2 separate regions of the Homo sapiens genome follow, and region 2 is linked to region 1. The links are chromatin contacts, found by Hi-C or POLR2A ChIA-PET in ENCODE. All regions are on one chromosome and are shown on one strand. The core of a region is the stretch at or near the end of the contact, and the rest is flanking DNA. Distances in the headings are between cores, read along the strand shown.

Region 1 (3,499 bases), core at 86-2,585:
TTTTTATAAGGTTGGCACATACAAGTTATGGTTCTAAATACAGCTAAAGATTTTAGGAGTATAAAAATTATATAAAGTTGCTTGATTTGAGGAATGGGATTGTGGTTCCATAGGATGTTAAATTTGAGTTGTGAGATTATCAAGTTGTGTAAAAGAACGTTTTTCTAATTCCTGATGAATAAAGAATAGGAATATTGAGAGAATAGTGAAGTTCTAAGGGAAGAGGTTTTTTTTTTAAAACTACATAGGACTTATCTGATTTAAATATGAAGCCTTAAGAGAATTTAATGGTAATGTTATTAATTAGTTACTTAATTTACATACTAAATTGAATTGGGATATCAAGACATTTTATAGCCATTGGATGCAATGAGTTGTTTTTCTAGGCATATTGGGATTTTTAGTCATTTATAAAAACTTGTCTCTCTCTTTGTTTTGTTTTTGTTTTTGTTTTTTTACAGGATATGACATGTCTACATTTATTAGGCGGTATAGTAGATATTTAAATGAGAAAGCAGTTTCATACAGACAAGTTGCATTTGATTTCACAAAAGTGAAGAGAGGGTGAGTTAAGCTTTTTTTGACATCTAATTGATTTGAATTTTTAAAAATGTAAAACATAGGAGTTACTAGATTATGAATTATGAAATTTTAGCCAGTTTTAAAAGATGAGCCTCATTTTTCTTTGATGAGGTATATCAAGTACTTTTTGTGGTAGGATTTGTTTTTAAGTTCTTTTTATAGCACCTTTATTGAGATATCATTCACATAACAAAATTTATCATTTTAAAGTGTGTAATTCATTGGTTTTTAGTGTATTTACAAAGTTGTCCAACATCACCACTAATTTCAGAACATTTTTATCACCTCCACAAAGAAACTCTATACCTATTAGCATTCATTTCCTATTCCCTCTTCCCCTAGATCCTGGCAACCATGAATCTACTTTCTGTGTCTCTGGGCTTGTCTATTCTGAACATTTCATATAAATGAAATTATACAATATGTGACCTTTGTGTAGCATGATATGTCCAAGTTATAGCATCCATGTTATTTCATATATCAGTATTTTATTCCTTTTTCTAGCCAAATCATATTTTACTTTATGGACATATACTGCATTTTGTTTATCTGTTCATAAGGTGATGGCCACTTGAATAGTTTCTACTTTTGCCTATTAGGAATAATGGTGCTGTGAACATTAGATTTTATGTGGATTATCTTTTTAATTCTCTTCGGTGTATACCTAGAAGTGGAATTGCTGTGTCATATGGTAACTCTTATGTTTGTCATTTTGAGGAACTGCCAAATCATTTTTCAAAGCAGTTGAATCACTTTACGTTCCCACCAGCAATGTATGGCACTTTCAGTTTCTCCCTATTCTTGCCATACTTGTTATTTTCTGGGTTTTTTTTTGCCTTTTTTTTTTTTTCTTAAATGGTAGCCATCCTAGTGGGTGTGAACTGGTGTCTTGTGATTTTTAGTTTGCATTTCCCTGATGGCTAATGATATTGAGCATTTTTTTTGAGCTGTTGACCATTTGCATATCGTCTTTTGAAAAAATGCCTCTTCAAACCCTTTGCCCTGTTTTTATTTTTTATTTTCACTTTTTGAGACAGTGGCACCATCCCAGCTCACTGCAGTGTCGACCTCCTGTGCTCAAGCAATTTTTCCCCCTCAGCCTGCTGAGTAGCTGGGAACACAGGCATGCAACACTATGCTCAGTTAATTTTTAAAAAAATTTTCATACAAATGAGTTCTCACTATGTTGCCAAGGCTGGTCTTGAACTCCTGGGCTCAAGCAGTCTTCCCATTTTGGCCTCCCACAGTGTTGAGATTATAGGCTTGAGCTACTGACCTGGCCTTTTGCTCATTTTTAAATTGGGTTACTTGCCCTTTTTATTGTTAAGTTGCAAGAATTTTAAAAAATATGTTCTGGGCACCAGTTTCTTATCGCATAAATAATTTGCAAATATTTTTCTCCCATGGCTTGTCTTTTCAGTTTCTTGTTGGTGTTTTTTGAAGAACAAACATTTTTAATTAATTAAGTGTATCTTTTTTTTCCTTTGGTTGCTTGTACTTTTGTAATCATGTCTAAGAAATCATTGTTTAATCCAGGGTCACAAAGATTTACTCCTACTTTTTATTCTAAGAATCTTGTATTTTTTGCCCATATAGTTAGGTTCTTATCTATTTGGAATTAACTTTTGTATATGGTGTGAGAGGTGAGTCCAAATTTATTCTTTTGTATGTGGATATTGAGTTATCCCAGCAACATTTTGTGAAATTACTCTTCTTTCCCCATTGGATAGTCTTAGTACCTTGTTGAAGATGAGTTGACCATAAATGTAAAGGTTTATTTCTGGACTTGCAGTTCTGTTCTGTTGATCTGTATGTATATCTTCATGCCAGTACCACATTGTCTTGATTACTGTTGCTTTGCAGTGTGTTTTAAAATTAGAACGTGTGAGTCTTCCAATTCTATTCTTTTTTTTTTTTTTTTTTTCCCAAGATTGTTTTAGCTGTTCTGGGCCCCTTGCATTCCCATGTGAATTTCAGGATCAGCTTTTTGATTTCTGCAGAAAAGATAGCTGGGATTTTGTGGGGGATTGCATTGAATCTATAGATCAGTTTGGGGAGTATTACCTTCTTAATGATTAAATTTCTAGTCTATGAACAAGAGATGTGTTTCTGTTTATTTGGATCTTTTTTCATTTCTTTCAGTGCTGTTTTGTATTTAAGCTTTCTTTTAATCTTAAATGCAGAAGATGCATTTAATTTTTGCTGCACCCTAAATAACAATCATCTTAGTACATGATCCAGTCACATGAATGATATAGTCAGTGCTTCTATAAGTGATAACACCTGATATGCAGATTTTTTTCCTAGGATATAGGATGAGGCCTCAGGAGAAAGCCACTGAAGACATTCTTAGCAGCAGCGATGACCCTTGTAGCTATGAAGACCTGTCTTGAAGGGAATCTGGCATGTACAGAAATAGTCTGGTGAATGCCTTCCTGAGCCACTCTGCTGCTCAGTGATCCCAAAGGTCTAAGCAATTGATGTGTTCCTTTAGATTGTTCTATTGAAATTTTAAATTAATGGACTGAAGTGAAAAATTTAATTAAAATATAGAGGTAACCTCTTAGTTATGCAAGAAAATTTAAAGCTGAATTTAAATGTTCTATGCTGCCATTCCAAATCCATCAGGAGGTGATTATTTTGGAATATACCTAAAGTAAATTCTACAGATTTTGTTTCATATATTTAAGCACTTTGTAGAAGATTATGGTGGAGAACTTTTTTAGAAGTCTGATTTTTAACCTCTGTATCCTGTCCAATAATATTTCACTGTAAAGTGTCTTCAGTGAAGTTGATCTTCAGTGTATTTACAGATTTCAGAATAATAGATTTTTAAAATGGTAACTTTTGTTCTAATTTGAAGGGCCAGTCTTGAGAATAGTTGGTGAATTTTTTTATTTAATAGAGCAGTCTTTTT
Region 2 (3,759 bases), core at 1,077-3,576, 200 kb before region 1:
CTAGCTTCTTATAATTGAGTGCTGGTGTCCTAATCAGCTTCCTCCTCAAATCCTACACTGATGCCCAACTGGGTGTAACTGGTGTTCACCCAGTGAGGGCCTCAGTGATTATGAAAATAAGAGAGCTATGAGCCAAGACTGGTGGACCACAGTGGAGCAACTTACTTTGCTGACTGGAGTACAGCATGTCTTCACAGAGATTTAAAATAGGTTTTGGAGGGTAGAATAGGAGGGAGGACTTCCAGGAGAAGGAAACAGCACCCACAAAAACACAGACGAGTGAAAGAACACCATGTTTTTGCAGGAATGGCAGGTAGTTTAGACTTCTTTTAAGTAAGTCAGGAAAACATCCTGATAAAATAGTGAAATTAAATCAGTTTTTAGAAAAATAAAGAACTAAAGTTTAGTAAATGTGAAAAGTCCCACAAATAGAACTCCTTATTCCTTTAAAATCACGGATACAAAAGTTGTTCCTACACATATTAATCTGAACATCTGCAATTGTCATAGGTTCCAAAAACTTTAGTTTAATTCTCCAGAATCTCCTAATATCTTATTTAAAGTCATTCTCCTTTTTTTTTTTTTTTTTTTTGAGACGGAGTCCAGCTCTGTCGCCCAGGCTGGAGTTCAGTGGCGCCATCTCAGCTCACTGCAACCTCTGCCTCCCGGGTTCACACCATTCTCCTGCCTCAGCCTCCGGAGTAGCTGGGACTACAGGCGCCCGCCATTACGCCTGGCTAATTTTTTGTATTTTTAGTAGAGAGAGGGTTTCACTGTGTTAGCCAGGATGGTCTCGATCTCCTGACCTTGTGATCCACCCGCCTCAGCCTCCCAAAGTGCATTCTCCTTTTTGATTGGCATCACCTGCTGCCTTTCTCCTTTCTCACTGTATTTAGAGCAATCTTTGCCAAATGATTTTTGTGTCTTTCCAGACCATGATGTGGTTGACTAAGAATTTGTTTAAGCCTAACTATTTTTCAGTTCTTCATTTGACTCAAAAAGTAGTTTGTTGTAGAATAGAAGCTTCCCCTTGAAACAGCATATGGCAAGACCTGGAATTAAAAATAGACTTAACCACTGAAAAATTCTTCCATAAAATTAAATTAAATACGTAGTACAATTCTCTTTTACCATGTTATCCTCAATGGATAAAGATGAACTTTTCTCCTTATTAAAATTGAGAATGTTGCAGAATATTTCCATTATGTGCGAAGAAAAGAGGAACTGGCACTTATTAGCACACATAGTATGCCAGTCTCTGTGACAGGTGCAATCTGAGCGCCATCCTACCACTATGCTTGAATAGAGAGATGGTCATACAATGTCAACATGGTAATAAACTTCAGAGGTCATATAACCCACTGCTTTGGTTCTTTAGAGAAAACGCTGAGGCCCAGAGAGTAGGTTAGTGATCATTCAGTTCATTAAAAACCAAATGGGACTTGAGCTGAGTTTTCTGACACTTAGTCAGTGTTCTTTCTATAACATACTGGTATTCTCAGGAGAGAATTCGTCATGACTTATAGTTACATAGTCACCATTCTTTCCTGTATCTCTGTCTGCCCCATCTCTTTCTTCTATTTCTTCCTTTCTTTGTATTTTTTCATCTTTAACAGTAATGTTTTCTCTATTCTTAGAAAATTGGGTGTTTGAAAACAGCCCTCAACAACTTAATTCAACTTTTATCTAATGATTATTAACTGAATACTGCATCTTAGACACCGTGCTGGGTAATTGGTTGGATACAGTAAGATAATATATACAGATATAACTAAAATACAAGGCAGTGTATGATAAGAACTTTGTAAATAAGTTTTACAGGATTTCAGAGGTAGGTGTGGGGAAAGTGGCCAGTGAACTGGGCTTTTAAAGAATGGAAAAGGTTTTCATAAGGATAAGGGCTGAAGGTAGGACAATAATTTTACACAAATTGAAGAGCAGTAATAAGGATACAGAAGAAGGGAGCAACGCAAGTTGGAGAGATGTCAAGTAGAATTGTATGAGTAACAAACTGTCTTACAGGAGAAAATGGAGGACAAGGCTGAGAAACAGGCTGTTTTATTTCTGCAGCAGGGCAAGGGATCCTTCCCCTTATCAAGGCTAGAATACAAAGAAGGTGGAAGCCCCTATGACAGTCAGCTGTCATAGAAGTTGTAGATAGGTCACCTAGAGGCAGCACTGGAAACCAGCGAAAGTCAGCAATCCAGGTGACAAAAGTATCAACGAACTGGTACGAAAGCTACTACCAACTGGTACAAAAAGAACCACAGTCCAAGGAGACGCTTACTAGCACACGCCTACCTCCAGGGGGTGCTCAAGGCTTCCGTCCTTCCTTCCAAAGAAAAAAGATCTCTGAAGAGACTCCAGGACAAAATGGGGATTTCAGATATAGATGGAGGTTTTAGAGAAATGATTCTGCAGGGGATTCTGTTGAAGGAATAAAGTGGTTATAAACAGAAGTGGGCTGAGAGACTTTCCCCGTCAGTGACCTCTGGCGACTCGGCTTTTGTTAACTCTTGTAATGCTTTCATCTTTTCATCTCTTCACTGCCTTGGGATTGGTGTCTGGGACGTTCTCAAGTCAGGAGGGCAAAAGTAACCTCAGGGAGTCCACTTTGTTCAGTCCAGCTGCTGAGGCAAGAGATCTGATAGGGTTTGGAGCCCAGCATGAACTGGCAGCAAAGCATAGGCGTTTGTCCAGCGTCCTCTGTGTATGTGTTGGATGAGAAGCTTGTGCAGTCACATGCAGGATTCAGAATCCTGGCAGATTCTGAATCCACCTCCTAATTGTACAAGATTGGCATCTGGTGTGGTCTCGCAAGGGACTAAGATTTAGGAGGAAGGAAATTCATAGCAGGATTCTTGCTGCGAGGAAATCTTACCCAAACCTTTAATTAGTGATTACCAACAGGCAGAGATGGATAACTATTTCTAAAGAAAATGTACTCTTGAGAGGCTGAGACTACAAAGGCACATAGCTGCATATTTGTGAGGCTCCATCCCTTATGGTGGGAACAGAATCTGGCCTCGCCAGGAGTCACTTTTGGGACTAGAACATCCTGCCAGCAGAAGTCTGGAATTTGGAGAAATGCAAAGCCAATTGTGAGGTAGATACCTTCTCTACAAAGTAAAGATTGTGTTCTTGGACAGAGCCAGCCCTCATTTAATTTAGGAGTGAGAAGGTGGAAATGCGAGAAGCAATGGCTTGAATCTAGGATCCTGGAGAGGTGTTTAATCCGTAGGAATGAAGCAGACCTGTGAATGACATAGGGAAGAAGGGTGCCAATATCATAAATTGTTAGTTTTGTTAGTTTTAGTCCACGGTGGTGTTCAGACACAACTGTCTGGGAGGGAAGGCAGCCTGCACAGGTGTTGAACTTACCCTAGCATGTGGGTGTCAGAATGTCACAATTAAATCTTATTTTTTCTTTATACATTCAGAGAGCATTTAAAAAATTCTATTCTATGGTTCCAGTTATAGGAGTCACATTATTATTCTAGCATGCCATCTGATATTAAAATAATTTAATATGAAGGCCTATGGGTTCTAACACAATAACTTCTTATCCTATCATTTACATACTTCTAATTTCTAATATCTCCTATTTTATTCTATTTATTTATTATTTAAAGGCAGGGTCTTGCTCTGTCACACAGGCTGGAGTACAGTAGCTACGATCATGGCTCACTGCAGCCTCGACCTCCCAGGCTCAAGTGATCCTTCCACTTCAGTCTCCCAAGTAGCTGGCACTGTGGTTGC

Evidence for each region. Hi-C counts contacts between places; a loop is a spot of excess contacts on that map. ChIA-PET counts read pairs that join two places held with the same protein, here RNA polymerase II (POLR2A). Pooled maps may share reads with other maps.
Region 2: a pooled map shows a loop between it and region 1 (2.9-fold over the local background). The contact joins two enhancer-like sites. A Hi-C loop is called at or near these places in 5 of 168 maps with a recorded cell type or tissue (Caco-2, GM23248, colonic mucosa and 2 more) and 7 of 50 pooled maps. POLR2A ChIA-PET finds 5 or more read pairs at or near these places in 6 of 52 experiments (A673, activated CD4-positive, alpha-beta memory T cell, activated T-cell and 3 more).

The regions. Positions count from the first base shown.
Region 1 is chr11:86,019,432-86,022,930 of GRCh38, reverse strand. It overlaps PICALM (phosphatidylinositol binding clathrin assembly protein), which reads left to right. Exons shown (of 20, transcript NM_007166.4): 4 at 462-564. Among named protein-coding and RNA genes, the nearest start is that of PICALM, 48 kb to the left of the region's middle. Within about 2 kb of position 1,335, at least 2 of the 41 ENCODE cell types and tissues checked have a DNase peak (open chromatin) inside an H3K27ac peak, as active enhancers do.
Region 2 is chr11:86,217,203-86,220,961 of GRCh38, reverse strand. No RefSeq gene overlaps it. Among named protein-coding and RNA genes, the nearest start is that of LINC02695, 26 kb to the right of the region's middle. Within about 2 kb of position 2,326, at least 4 of the 41 ENCODE cell types and tissues checked have a DNase peak (open chromatin) inside an H3K27ac peak, as active enhancers do.